Linked DNA regions of Homo sapiens: region 1 is linked to region 2. The links are chromatin contacts, found by Hi-C or POLR2A ChIA-PET in ENCODE. All regions are on one chromosome and are shown on one strand. Each heading gives the region's core, a stretch centred on a gene start or an enhancer-like site at or near the end of the contact. The rest is flanking DNA. Distances are from core to core; before and after follow the strand shown.

Region 1 (6,718 bases), core at 2,401-4,900, 94 kb after region 2:
ATGAGGCTGGTTCCAGTGGCTCACACCTGTAATCCCAGCAGTTTAGGAGGCTGAGGCAGGCAGATCACTTGAGATTATGAGTTCAAGACCAGCCTGGCCAACATGGCGAAAGCCGGTCTCTACTAAAAATACAAAAATTACCCAGGCATGGTGGCATGCACCTGTAATCCCAGCTACTAGGGAGGCTGAGGCTGGAGAATCACTTGAATCCAGGAGGCAGAAGTTGCAGTGAGTTGAGATCACACCACTGTTCTCCAGCCTCAGCAGTAGAGCAAGACTCTGCCTCAAAAAAAAAAAAAAAAAAAAAACAAACAAAAAAAAAAAACAAAAAACCTACAGTGAGATACCATCTCACCACAGTTAAAACGGCTTTCTTTTTTATCAAAAAGAAAGGAGCTTTTTCACACTGGTTTTGCCACCAGAACACAGGTGTTGTGAAAACTACCCCTAAAAGCAACAATGGGAATGGAAAAGACTCATATCAACATTGTTGTCATTGGACATGTAGATTTGGGCAAGTCCACCACTACTGGTCATCTGATCTACAAATGCGGTGGCATCGACAAAAGAACCACTGAAAAATTTGAGATGGAGGCTGTTGAGATGGAAAAGGCTCCTTCAAGTATGCCTGGGTCTTGGATAAGCTGAAAGCTGAGCGTGAACATGGTATCACCATTGATATCTCCTTGTGGAAATTTGATACCAGCAAATACTACGTGACTATCATTGATGCCCCAGGACACAGAGACTTCATCAAAAACATGATTACAGGGATGTCTCAGGCTGATTGTGCTGTCCTGATTGTTGCTGCTGGTGTTGCTGAATTTGAAGCTGGTATCTCCAAGAATGGGCAGACCCAAGAGCATGCCCTCCTGTCTTACACACTGGGTGTGAAACAACTAATTGTTGGTGTTAACAAAATGGATTCCACTGAGCCACTCTACAGCCAGAAGAGATATGAGGAGATCATTAAGGAAGTCAGCACTTACATTAAGAAAATTGGCTACAACCCTGACACAGTAGCATTTGTGCCAATTTCTGGTTGGAATGGTGACAACATGCTGGAGTCAAGTGATAACATGCCTTAGTTCAAGAGATGGAAAGTCACCCATAAGGATGGCAATGCCAGTGGAACCATGCTGCTTGAGGCTCTGGACTGCATCCTACCACCAACTCATCCAACTGACAAGCCTTTGTGCCTGCATCTCCAGGATGTCCACAAAATTGGTGGCATTTGTACTGTTTCTGTTGGCTGAGTGGATACTGGTGTTCTCAAACCTGGTATGGTGGTCACCTTTGCTCCAGCCAACATTACAATGAAATAAAATCTGTCAAAATGCACCATGAAGCTTTGAGTGAAGCTCTTCCTGGGGACAATGTGGGCTTCAATGTCAAGAATATGTCTGTCAAGGATGTTCATCGTGGCAATTGACAGCAAAAATGACCCACCAATGGAGTCAGCTAGCTTCACTGCTCATGTGATTATCCCGAACCATCCAGGCCAAATCAGCGCTGGCTATGCCGCTGTACTGTATTGCCACATGGTCCACATTGCATGCAAGATTGCTGAGCTGAAGGAAAAGATTGATTGCCGTTCTGGTAAAAAGCCAGAAGATTGCCCTAAATTCTTGAAGTCTGATGATGCTGCCATCATTGACATGGTTCCTGGCAAGCCCATGTGTGTTGAGAGCTTCTCATACTAAACACCTCTGGGTCGCTTTGCTGTTTGTGATATGAGACAGACAGTTGCCGTGGGTGTCATCAAAGCAGTGGACAAGAAGGCTGCTGGAGCTGGCAAGGTCACCAAGTTGCCCAGAAAGGTCAGAAGGCTAAATGAATATTATCCCTAATACCTGCCACCCGGTCTTAATCAGTGGTGGAAGAATGGTCTCAGAACTGTTTGTTTCAATTGGCCATTTAAGTTTAGTAGTAAAAGACTGGTTAATGATAACAATGCATCATAAAACCTTCAGATGGAAAGGAGAATGTTTTGTGGACCACTTTGGTTTTCTTTTTTGCATCTGGCAGTTTTAAGTTATTAGTTTTTAAAATCAGTACTTTTTAATGGAAACAACTTGACCAAAAATCTGTTACAGAATTTTGAGACCCATTAAAAAGGTTTAATGAGAAAAAAAAAAAAAAAAGAAAGGGAATAACAGATATTGGCATGGATGTGGAGAAAGAGGAACCCTCATACACTGTTGATGGGAAGATAAATTAGTACAGCCATTATGGAAAATAGTGTGGAGTTTCCTCAAAAAACTAAAAAATAGGCCAGGCATGGTGGCTCATGCCTGTAATCTCAGCACTTTGGGAGGCCGAGGCGGGTGGATCACCTGAGGTCAGGAGTTTGAGACCAGCCTGGCCAACATGGTAAAACCCTGTCTCTATAAAAAATACAAAAAATTAGTTGGGCATGGTGGCAGGTGCCTGTAATCCCAGCTACTCGGGAGGCTGAGGCATGAGAATCACTTGAACCCAGGAGGTGGAGGTTGAAGTGAGCCAAGATGGCACCATTGCACTCCAGCCTGGGTGACAGAGCAAGACTCTGTCTCAAAAAAAAAAAAAAAAACACAAAAAAACTAAAACTAAAAAATAGAACTACCATATGATCCAGCAATTTCACTATTGGGTATATAGCCAAAAGAAAGGAAATCAATACATCAAAGAGGGATCTGGATTCCCATGTTTATTGCAGCACCCTTCACAATAGCCAAAATATGGAATTGATCTAAGTACTCCTCAGTAGATGATTCAATAAAGAAAACAGGTGTGTGTGTGTGTGTGTGTGTGTATATATATATATAATATGTATATATATAAAATATGTATATATAATATGTATATATATATGCAATGAATCATTATTCAGCTATCTAAATAATGAAATCTTGTCATTTGCATCAACATGTTAAGTAAAATAAGCCAAGCACAGAAAGACAAATATCACATGTTCTCACTCATATGTGGGAGCTATAAAAGTGGATTTTATGGAGATAGAAAGTTGACTGGTGGTTACCAGAGGTAGGAAAGTATGGGTACAGGGGGAATGAAGACAGGTTAATTAATGGATACAAATATACAGTTAGATAGAAGTAAGACATGGTAGTCAATAGATCAGTAGGGTGACTATAGTTAACATTAATCAATTGAACATTTCAAAATAGCTGGAAAACAATAATATGAATGTTCCTAGTGTAAAGAAAAGATAAATATTTAAGATGATAGATATCCAAGGATTCCCGCAGGTAGTTAGAAAGAGACCACAGACATTGAGGGAAGCTCACTCAGTATCTGCTCCTCACCCTGTCTCTCTGGCAAAGTAGTAAGCGAGGTGCTGAGCAGAATGAGCTACTTTGTGGTTTCCACTGTGAGCAGCCCTGTCCCTCATTCAGTGACTTGTCCTGCAGTGGTGATGGCCGAATAGAAGCAGCTGTGGTCCGCAGCACTCACAGAGAGTAAGGAAAATCGCAAGTGGATTTAGCACCTTCAACTGAAATATCCAGGTTCTCACAATGGGACTGACTAGAAAATTAACCTGACTCAAGGAGAATGAAGAAAAGCAGGTTGGGGCAATGACCCACCCGGGAGTAGCACAAAGCCAAAGGAACCCCCACCCCCAGCCAAAGGAAGTGGTGAGTGATCATGCAACCCTGCCCAGGAAACCATGCTTCTCCCACAGATCTTTGCAGCCCACAGATCAGGAGATCCCCTCGTGAGCCCACACCTCTAGGGCCTTGGGTCCTATACACAGAGCTGTGTGGGGCCTTGGCAGAGCAGCCACTCAGGCACTCGCAGAGACCCAAGACTTTTACATACTCTAGCCCCAAAATCCCTGGTGAGGCAGCAGATCTGTTCATACATTCCCCTAGGAAGGGGGCTGAATCCAGGGAACCAAGAAGTGTCATTCTGCAGGCCCCACTTCCACAGCACCTCACAAGTTAAGACACACTGGCTTGGAATTCCAGCCAGCCAGGGGCAACAGGCTGAGCCCACCTGAGATAGGAAGGAGTTCCCAGGGGAGGGGTGGGCACTATTTTCATAGTGCGGTCAACTAGTATTCCAGCCTGCCAGCTCTGGAGAGTGTAGGTGGTCAGGACAAGAGGGAACCCCCTAATGCAGCACATTTGACTTGCCAGATTGTGCCCAGACTGCCTCTGTAAGCAGACCCCGATCAAGTCCTCCTCACTGGGTGGGGTCTTCCTGTGGGAAGCCTTCAGTTACTCCAGCCAGTATTATAAAGACCTGATCTCTCCCTGGGAGGGAACTTGGTGGGGGCAGGGTAGGCGGCAGGGATGGCTTCCATATCTGCACTTCAGTTGACTCAGCTATTCAAGCCTGCCAGCTCTGGAGAGTCTAGGCATCTGGACAAAGAGTAGCCTTGTCAACACAGCAAACCTGCTCTACCAAAAAGCAGCTGGACTGCTTCTGTAAGTGTTTCCTGAATTCTATTCCTCCTACCGGGTGAGACCTCCCAAGAGGGGTCTCCAGACACCTCCTACAAGAGTGTTCAGGCCAGGAAAAGGTCAGTAACCCCCGGGGACAGAGCTTCCAGAGGAAAGAGCAGGCTGGCATCTTTGCTGTTTCACAGACTTCACTGATGATACTTCCAGGTACAGGAAAAACTGAGGCAACTAGGGTCTGGAGTGGACCCCCAGAAAACCACAGCAGCCCTACGGTTGCTAAGTCAGTGCCCTGTTAAGAGAAAAACAAACAAATGGAAAACTATGACAACAATATCAACCAAAAAGACCCCACAAAAAGCCCATTCAAAGGTCAGCAACCTCAAAGATTGCAGGCAGATAAGCCTACAAAACTGACACTGAATCAACAAAACAATTCTGAAAACTCAAAAAGGTGGAGTGCCTCTTCTCCAAATGACTGCAATAACTCTCCAGCAAGGGGAATGAACTGGGCAGAGGCTGACATGGCTGAATTGACAGAAGTAGGCTTCAGAAGATGGATATTAATGAACCTTGCGAGCTAAAGGAGCATGTTGTAACCCAATGCAAACAAGTTAAGAATCATGATGAAACAATACAGGAGCTACTAACTAGAATAGCCAGTTTAGAGAGGAACATAACTGACCTCACGGAGCTGAAAAACACAACATGAGAACTTCACAATGCAATCACAAGTATCAATAGCAGAATAGACCAAGCAGAGAAAAGAATCTCAGAGGTTGAACACTATCTTTCAGAAATAAGACAGACAGATGAGAAGAAGAAAAAATAATAACAAAGGGTTAACAAACTCTCTGAGAAATATGGGATTATGTAAAAAGACTGAACTTAGCACTGATTGGGGTACCTGAAAGAGACAGGGAGAACAGAACCAAGTTGGAAAACATACTTCAGGATATCATCCAGGAAAACTTCCCCAACCTAGCAAGACAGGCCAACATTCAAATACAGGAAACCCAGAGAACTCCAGTAAGATACTCCATGAGAAGATCAACCCCAAGACACATAATCATCAAATTCTTCAAGGTCAAAATGAAGGAAAAAATGTTAAGGGCAGCTAGAGAGAAAGGTCATGTCACCTAAAAATGGAAGCCCATCAGAGTAACAGTGGGACTCTCCGTGGAAACCCTATATGCCAGAAGACATTGGAGGCCAATATTTAACATTCTTAAAGAAAAGAATTACCAACCCAGAATTTAATATCTGGCCATACTAAGCTTCATAAGCGAAGGAGAAATGAGATCCTTTTCAGAAAAGCAAATGCTGAGGGAATTTGTCACCACCAGGCCTGCCTTGCAAGAGCTCCTGAAGGAAGCATTAAATATGAAAAGGAAAAATTGTTACCAGCCACTACAAAAACACACTGAAGTACACAGACTAGTGACACTATGAAGCAACTACATAAACAAGTCTGTAAAATAACCAGCTGACATCATGATGACAGGATCAAATTCACACATAAAAATATTAACCTTAAATGTAAATGGGCTAAATAAATGTCCCAATTAAAAGACACCAAGTGGCAAGCTGGCTAAAGAGGAGACCCATTGGTATGCTGTCTTCAAGGGAACCATCTCACATGCAAAGACACACATAGGCTCAAAAGAAAGGGATGGAGGAAAATTTACCAAGCAAATGGAAAACAGAAAAAAGCAGGGGTTGCAATCTTAGTTTCTGACAAAACAGACATTAAACCAAAGATCAAAAAAGACAAAGAAGGGCATCACACAGTGGTAAAGGGTTTGATTCAACAAGAAGAGATAACTATCCTAAATATATATGCACCCAATGCAGGAGCATCCAGATTCAATTCACAAAGCAAGTTCGTAGAGTCCTACAAAGAGATCTGGACTCCCACACAATAATAATGGGAAATTTTAACACCTCACTGTCAATATTAGGCAGATCATTGAGATAGAAAATTAACAAAGATATTCAGGACCTGAACTCAGCTCTGGATCAAGTGGACCTGATAAAACAGAACTCTCCACCCCAAAACAACAGAATATACATTCTTCTCATTGCCACATGGCACTTATCTAAAATTTATCACATAATCAGAAGTAAAACATTCAGCAAATGCAAAATAACTGAAATCATAACAGTCTCTCAGACTACAGCGAAATCAAATTAGAATTCAAGATTAAGAAATTCACTCAAAACCACACAACTACATTGAACAACCTGCTCCTGAATGACTCCTGGGTAAACAATAAAATTAAGGCAGAAATCGAGAAGTTCTTTGAAACTAATGA
Region 2 (6,117 bases), core at 1,539-4,038:
CTAGTCTGAGTTGAATTTTTGTCATCTGCAAACCAAAAAGTTCTGATGACATTTGCAGTAAGAGAAATGTCTACTCTTTGTCATTCAAAGAGTTCAATTTGTTCATTCTTCAAATTTTGAGCACAATTCTCAACAACACTCTAGGGTTGTTTTGTGTGCATTGGGTCCATCATTTTGTGCCTGTAAGAAATAACAACAAAAATCTTTCCTCACTAGTCAGCATCAGGTTCAGGAACTCCAGGTTCTCTGTAGACACAAGGCTTTGGGATTCCCTTCAGAGAAGGAGCAATGCATCTCCATCACTCGTGTGGTAAGTAAAATTGCTGCTCAGAACACTTCCATGCCTGCTCCTTTGTGATTCAGATGAGGAGAAATCAACGTGGACTGAGCGCCCACACAGGACAGCCAGGCATTTCCCATACAGGTGGTAAAGGTATCTTCTGAACTTCTCCCCAGCAAATGCATAGATGAGAGGATTCAGGCAACAATGGCTAAATGCAACCGTCTCAGTCACACTGAGGGCCAGCCTCAGATCCTTCCTCATGTCACAACTGGGAAAGAAGTCATAGAGCTTAAGCGTCTCCAGGAAAATCATAACGTTGTAGGGTGTCCAGAAGAGGAAAAACACGATGACCACCAGAAGGATCAGTTTAATGGCTTTGGCTTTCTTGTGGTTCTTGCAGGAAAACAGCGTCTGGATGATTCTGAAGTAGCAATAACTCATAATGAGCAGGGGGAGTAGGAAGCCAAGAAAATTTGTTTCCACATTGCGGAGCACGGGCCAGATTTCCTGGAGGACCTCGGGGTAGTCACCAAGGCATTCATTTTCTTTCTGCTTTGTGAACATGAACTGGGGTGCTGCCACCAAAATGGCTGCTGCCCAGACGCCTAGGCTGATGGTGACGCCATGCTGCACGGTCCGGTTGTTCATGGAGTTGGCGGCCAGGACGATGGCCAGGTACCTATCAATGCTGATGACGGTGATGAAGAATATGCTTCCAAAAAAGCCGATGAAGAAGAAGGCGGTAGTGAATTTGCACATGGCATTGTGGAGGCCCTTTTCATTTATCAAATAGTGAGTCCAGAAGGGCAAAGTGGCTACAAACAGCAGATCAGACAAGGCCAGGTTCAGGAGGTAAATGTCGGTGACACTCTTGGGCTTCTTGCTGTTGGTGAGGGCAAACACTACCAACAAATTTCCCACCAGGCCAATGGCAAAGATGACGGAGTAGAATATGGACAGGAACACAGTCCCAAAGACCACGATGTCCCCAATATAACAGGCCTCAGCCAAATCATCGTACTCAAAGTTTTCTGTCACTGATTCAGGGAACTGATCCATGGTGAAGGCCTGGATCAGAAAGAAAAACAAGTAACTGTGTTAGTTATCAGAGAAACAAAGTTGGAATTCTGTGTGGCCTCATATGTAGGCAGGCAGGAAGAAACAAATATTGGTTGGGTGCACACTACATTTCCCAACTTCCCACTTGCCATCTTGTTTAATCCCCACAACAGTCTTGTGATGAAGACTGCAACAGACTCTTCTGACAGGAGAGGCGGACTCCTTTGACTTGCCCAAAGCCATGCAGTAAATGGCTCTGTGAGCATTTGGCTCTAGGCATTTTTTTTTTTTTAAATGGAGTCTCGCTGTGTCACCCAGGCTGGAGTGCAGTGGTGCGATCTCAGCTCACTGCAACCTCTGTCCCCTGGGGTTCAAGCGATTCTCCTGCCTCAGCCTCCCAAATAGCTGGGATTATAGGCGTGCACTACCACGCCTGGCTAATTTTTGTATTTTTAGTAGAGATGGGGTTTCATCATGTTAGCCAGGCTGGTCTCAAACTCCTGACCTCAGATTATCCTTCCGCCTCAGCCTCCCAAAATGCTAGGATTACAGGCGTGAGCCACAGCGCCCAGCCAGCTCTAGGCTTTTTGAAGCTTGAGACAGATCTGTTTTACTTTTACTGCCCAAAATCTCTCCAAAAGCTAGCTAGTTTGACCAATGTGTGGATGAGAAAGGGAGAACCATGAGCAGGAGGGGGAGGGGGGTGAGATGGGGTGAATTGGGGGTGCAGCTGTAATTCACACTTCCAGTCCAAACTTCCCCAAAGCAATTCTCCATCCTCTTCCTTTGTTTCCACCTTTTCCACCCTCTGGCCCCTTACTTTTCCATGAAGCTAGGCCTGGAGAGAGAAGCCTCAGACCCAGAGCCTTGGGCAGAACAGCACCCGGAAGCCCTCATCTTTGTTTTTTGAGAACCATTTCACCTCCTCTTCTCCTTATAATCAACAAGTCCTTCTCTTTCTTAGCAGGTATCAGACAGAGTCATACACTCTAGAGTGACTACCTTGTTTTGGGCTGCCCAGGACTTTCCTGGTTTTAGCCCTGAAAGTCCCATCTATTGGGAACCCCTCAGTCCCAGGCAAATCAGGACTGTTGGTCATCCTACAACGCTAAGTGAAGAGAAGGTGTTGCCATCATTCAGGACTCTGCAGTCATAGAGGGGCTGACTGATTCAAGATGGAGGATGGGGCTCCGTTAGTCTGCTGGGCTAGTCTCCGGGTGACTAATTCCCCCTACGATTACCAGCCCTATAGTTCACTTTGGTTTGGACTTCCCCACTATTCTTATCTCCTGTTTCCTTCTGAGCAGGAATTGAAAAAAGAAGACACTTCTGCAGGCTGCACTCCCCTTCTTTTCGCAGCCAGGACTTGCTGCTCATTCACTCCAGAGCCGGCTGGGAGGCAGCCCTTTCACACGGCTCCTCTGGGCGTCTCCTCGTGATACCACAGATGGGTCCCTCAGAAACCCTCAAAACAGGCCTCCTGGTTGTCACTGCCTCCCTCCTTACCACAACTTACAGCAAAGCTCACGCTTTAACCGAGGGAGTTTCCACGCCCCACTACACCCTTTCCATGATGGTTTTACCCAGGTGGTGTCTCACCAAGATGAGGGCCCACCCAGCCAGGGTGTGTCACTTCTCGCTTCCCAGCCTCTGCTTTGGGGCCTGCATCTCACCCAGACTCTCCTGGGATAAGTGGGCCGGGGCTTTACAACCTAAGCTGTCTCAGGCTGTGATGAGTTCTCAACCCCAGGGAACGTGTATGCTTTCTCTGCTTCAGGCTACAATGCCCTTTTCTCAGAGAATAATCTCTGGCTGTGACGTTAATTAATAACATTTAAGTCAAATGGTATAAAATGGCTGACATACAGCTATTTTTGAGCCACATCCATGTCAGTTTTATATGACTCAAGCTAATATGTGGGAAACAGAAATTGCTACTTAGTGCCTGCAGCTTGTCACAGAGCATGATCTTCCCAGACAAGCTGCTGTATGAGTAAAAATAGTCAAGTCCTTGGTGGTTCTATGTTAGGGACCCTGGAGCTAGCTACTTTCTCCCTCCCCTTCCCCCAGTGAGAAGAGCTGGCAAAGCCGACCTCGAGAGGTGGCCAAATCCAGTAAAAATTGTCTCGCATCTCTTTATGTGCCTGTGGTCGGTCCTTCAGCACAGGAACTTCTGTGGACTCGGGCACTCCCGAGATTGAATCCTGCATCTGTCCTCTCTGGCTGAGTGATGGGTGAGCTTGAAACCTCTGAGCCTAACATTCCTTGTCTGTAAGATCGGGATTCATTCTCATGCCTGCCCACAGAACTGTTTTAAGGGGAGCACCTGGCACAGTGTGTCACATACAGCAAGCACTTAATACATGTTCAATTTGTTTCCTGCATTATGTGAGGAAGCAAAAGCCCTTTGGATCTTTGGAAACATCCAGGCTGCCTGTGGACTCCCATGTTCCACCTCCACCCTGGGTATCCTGGGAATTTGGTCTTTAAAGGTCACTTTATTTTTTTTTCCCCCTGAAATAAGACATGCTTTCTTTTCAGATTATTTTGGGGGAGGTAAGCCACCCTTTATTGAGCTTTTACTAAACTGTCAGGCTCATTGCTCTGTTTGGATTAATATTGATCTAATCCGTTCTGCAATTCTGAAAAAAAAAAGTTCTATATTTAATTCACTGCACTGCTGAATGCCTCTGGGGATATTCATGATGAGAGGAAGGAATGGGACAAATGTGGAGAAGGAAGGGAAAGTTAGAAATAAGCAACTGATTGCCTGGTGGAGTGGCAGAGGGGTCCCAAATCAGGCCCTTTGCCTTACTGGGTGCTTGGGCTCAGGGCTGCCACGTGCACAGGGGCATCTCTAATTTGCACCAAGTCTCCATATAAGCTGGGGGTGGTCTGGCTTGGCAAGGAGCTCATGAAAAGATCAGTCAGGTACAGTCTAAGCCAGGAAGGGGCTTGTCTTCTCAATGGGGAAAATTCACATAAAGACTTTGATTAAGACAGAATGGAAGAAGTGGGTGAATGTATCTTCTGCAGATGGGATGCAAATTCAGATAATGCTCTGGGCAGGATGGTTTTGCCTGATACGTGGTGATATTATGTATTGAGAGCCAAATGGCTGGTTATGGGCATCCATCTGGCTTGGGACTGCTCCCTGCCATCCAGGGGGTCTGCTCAGTGAGGGCAGACGAACACTCTGCAGCCCTCATCCTAGCTCCCTGCTGTCTCAGAGTCCCCAGTGAAGACCCTAGAATTGCTGTGGCTCCCACAGGAGTCTCTCAGTGCTGGCACAGTGGGTGCATGCAGTGGGTGCTCACCCAGCATATCATGGTCCCTGCTATGAGCCATCTGGACCATGCTACAGAGGAAAGAGCAGTACCAATATCGCTTTCTATGAGTTCCCACGTGACTCTGAGGAACAGCACTGGTCATTGAGGGACATTTTTGATCTTCATGTTCACATTTCCATTTTGCACACACTGTGCCTCACAGGAGGCACAGCTGGGTGAAGCACCTGGCCCATCCCACAGCTAGAAGCAGGGGGAGCAGGACTGAGGCCAAGGCCTGTGCTGTTCCCACTCTCCCTTGAAGATGGAGGAGACTCGGGCCCTGGGCTTAGGGGCCAAATCCTGGCAGGGGAGAAGAGTCAAGGACTCGATGACTATCAAACAGTTGAGTCCCAAGTCCAGTGGTAAAAAGGCATCAAAACAACAGCCTTAGCTTCCTCCTCTAAAAAAATAACCTCTTAGGTTTGTTGAGAGCATAAGAATTAAATTACTTTAAATTGCTTATTGGGATTTATCGTAGACACACACATGCTCAAGCAAGTGTGTACACTGTCACTGCAACAAGCTTCAAATATAAATGAAGGGAAACAACCCCAATGTCCATCACTAGGGACAGATCAAAGCACGATAAGTCCAATTAATGGAATACCAAGCAGCTGCTTAAAAACCAAACAGTTTCTAGCTCTTGGAAACTTGGGAAAAACAACAAAAACAGGCAGATCTGTATATTCTGTCATGCAACAATCTCTAAGATATACTGGTAAGTGAAAAAAGCTAGGTGAGGTACCATGTACATAGTATGCTGTCATTTGTGGAAAAGAATGATGTGTGCGTATTTTGTATAAAGTTTAAATATCTCTTAAGGAATACACTGGTGGTGGTAATTATCCCTGGAGAGGGATTCTGAAGGATTGAGGATATGGGAAAGGAGACAGTTTTTATGGTAAACTTTTGGAAATGTTTTTTACCATGTACACATACTACGTATTTTGGAAAATAGTTTAATTAATTCGTTTGGAATTTTAAAATAAAAATCAACAAAAATATGAGTTATATGAAAAACTAAAAAATGAGTAACTTAGTACAATAACAAGCATGCTGCACATAATAAGTGGTAGCCAACATATAAAAGGATCATCTCTATTTTTATGGGCAAATAGATGAATTCAGAGAGGGTGAATAACTTGTTCGAGGTGATGCAGTGTGTGTGCAATAGGGCTGCAGTGAGGGCCCAGATGTGTTCGGCCTCAGCACTTTTTTTTAACTTCACATTACAGCCCTTCCCCATTCCTTTTTCCCAAGACTAGGAGTTCCTAAGAGAAGACCCACGTCCTCTTCAGCTCTGCAGGCCAATGTTCAACAGAAGGCCTGGTACACAGCGAATGCCATATGAATATTTGCAGAAGGATAAATATTATATCCTAGACCTTTGTTCCAAAGAGTTTCATCTAGTAGTGATGACAGCACCCTATCAGTCACCCTGATCCC

The links. A loop is a pair of places that touch in the nucleus more often than their neighbours do. ChIA-PET counts read pairs that join two places held with the same protein, here RNA polymerase II (POLR2A). Pooled maps may share reads with other maps.
Region 1: a loop to region 2 is called in a pooled map, with 5 times the contacts of the local background. The contact joins two enhancer-like sites. A Hi-C loop is called at or near these places in 7 of 50 pooled maps. POLR2A ChIA-PET finds 5 or more read pairs at or near these places in 2 of 52 experiments (OCI-LY7 and activated CD4-positive, alpha-beta T cell).

Annotation. Positions count from the first base shown.
Region 1 is chr3:39,358,086-39,364,803 of GRCh38, forward strand. It overlaps the pseudogene EEF1A1P24. Among named protein-coding and RNA genes, the nearest start is that of SLC25A38, 22 kb to the right of the region's middle. RefSeq lists an enhancer at 3,410-3,639. Within about 2 kb of position 3,651, at least 5 of the 41 ENCODE cell types and tissues checked have a DNase peak (open chromatin) inside an H3K27ac peak, as active enhancers do.
Region 2 is chr3:39,265,168-39,271,284 of GRCh38, forward strand. It overlaps CX3CR1 (C-X3-C motif chemokine receptor 1), which reads right to left. Exons shown (of 2, transcript NM_001337.4): 2 at 1-1,351. The coding sequence starts at 1,342. The coding sequence ends at 275. Among named protein-coding and RNA genes, the nearest start is that of CX3CR1, 12 kb to the right of the region's middle. Within about 2 kb of position 2,789, at least 4 of the 41 ENCODE cell types and tissues checked have a DNase peak (open chromatin) inside an H3K27ac peak, as active enhancers do.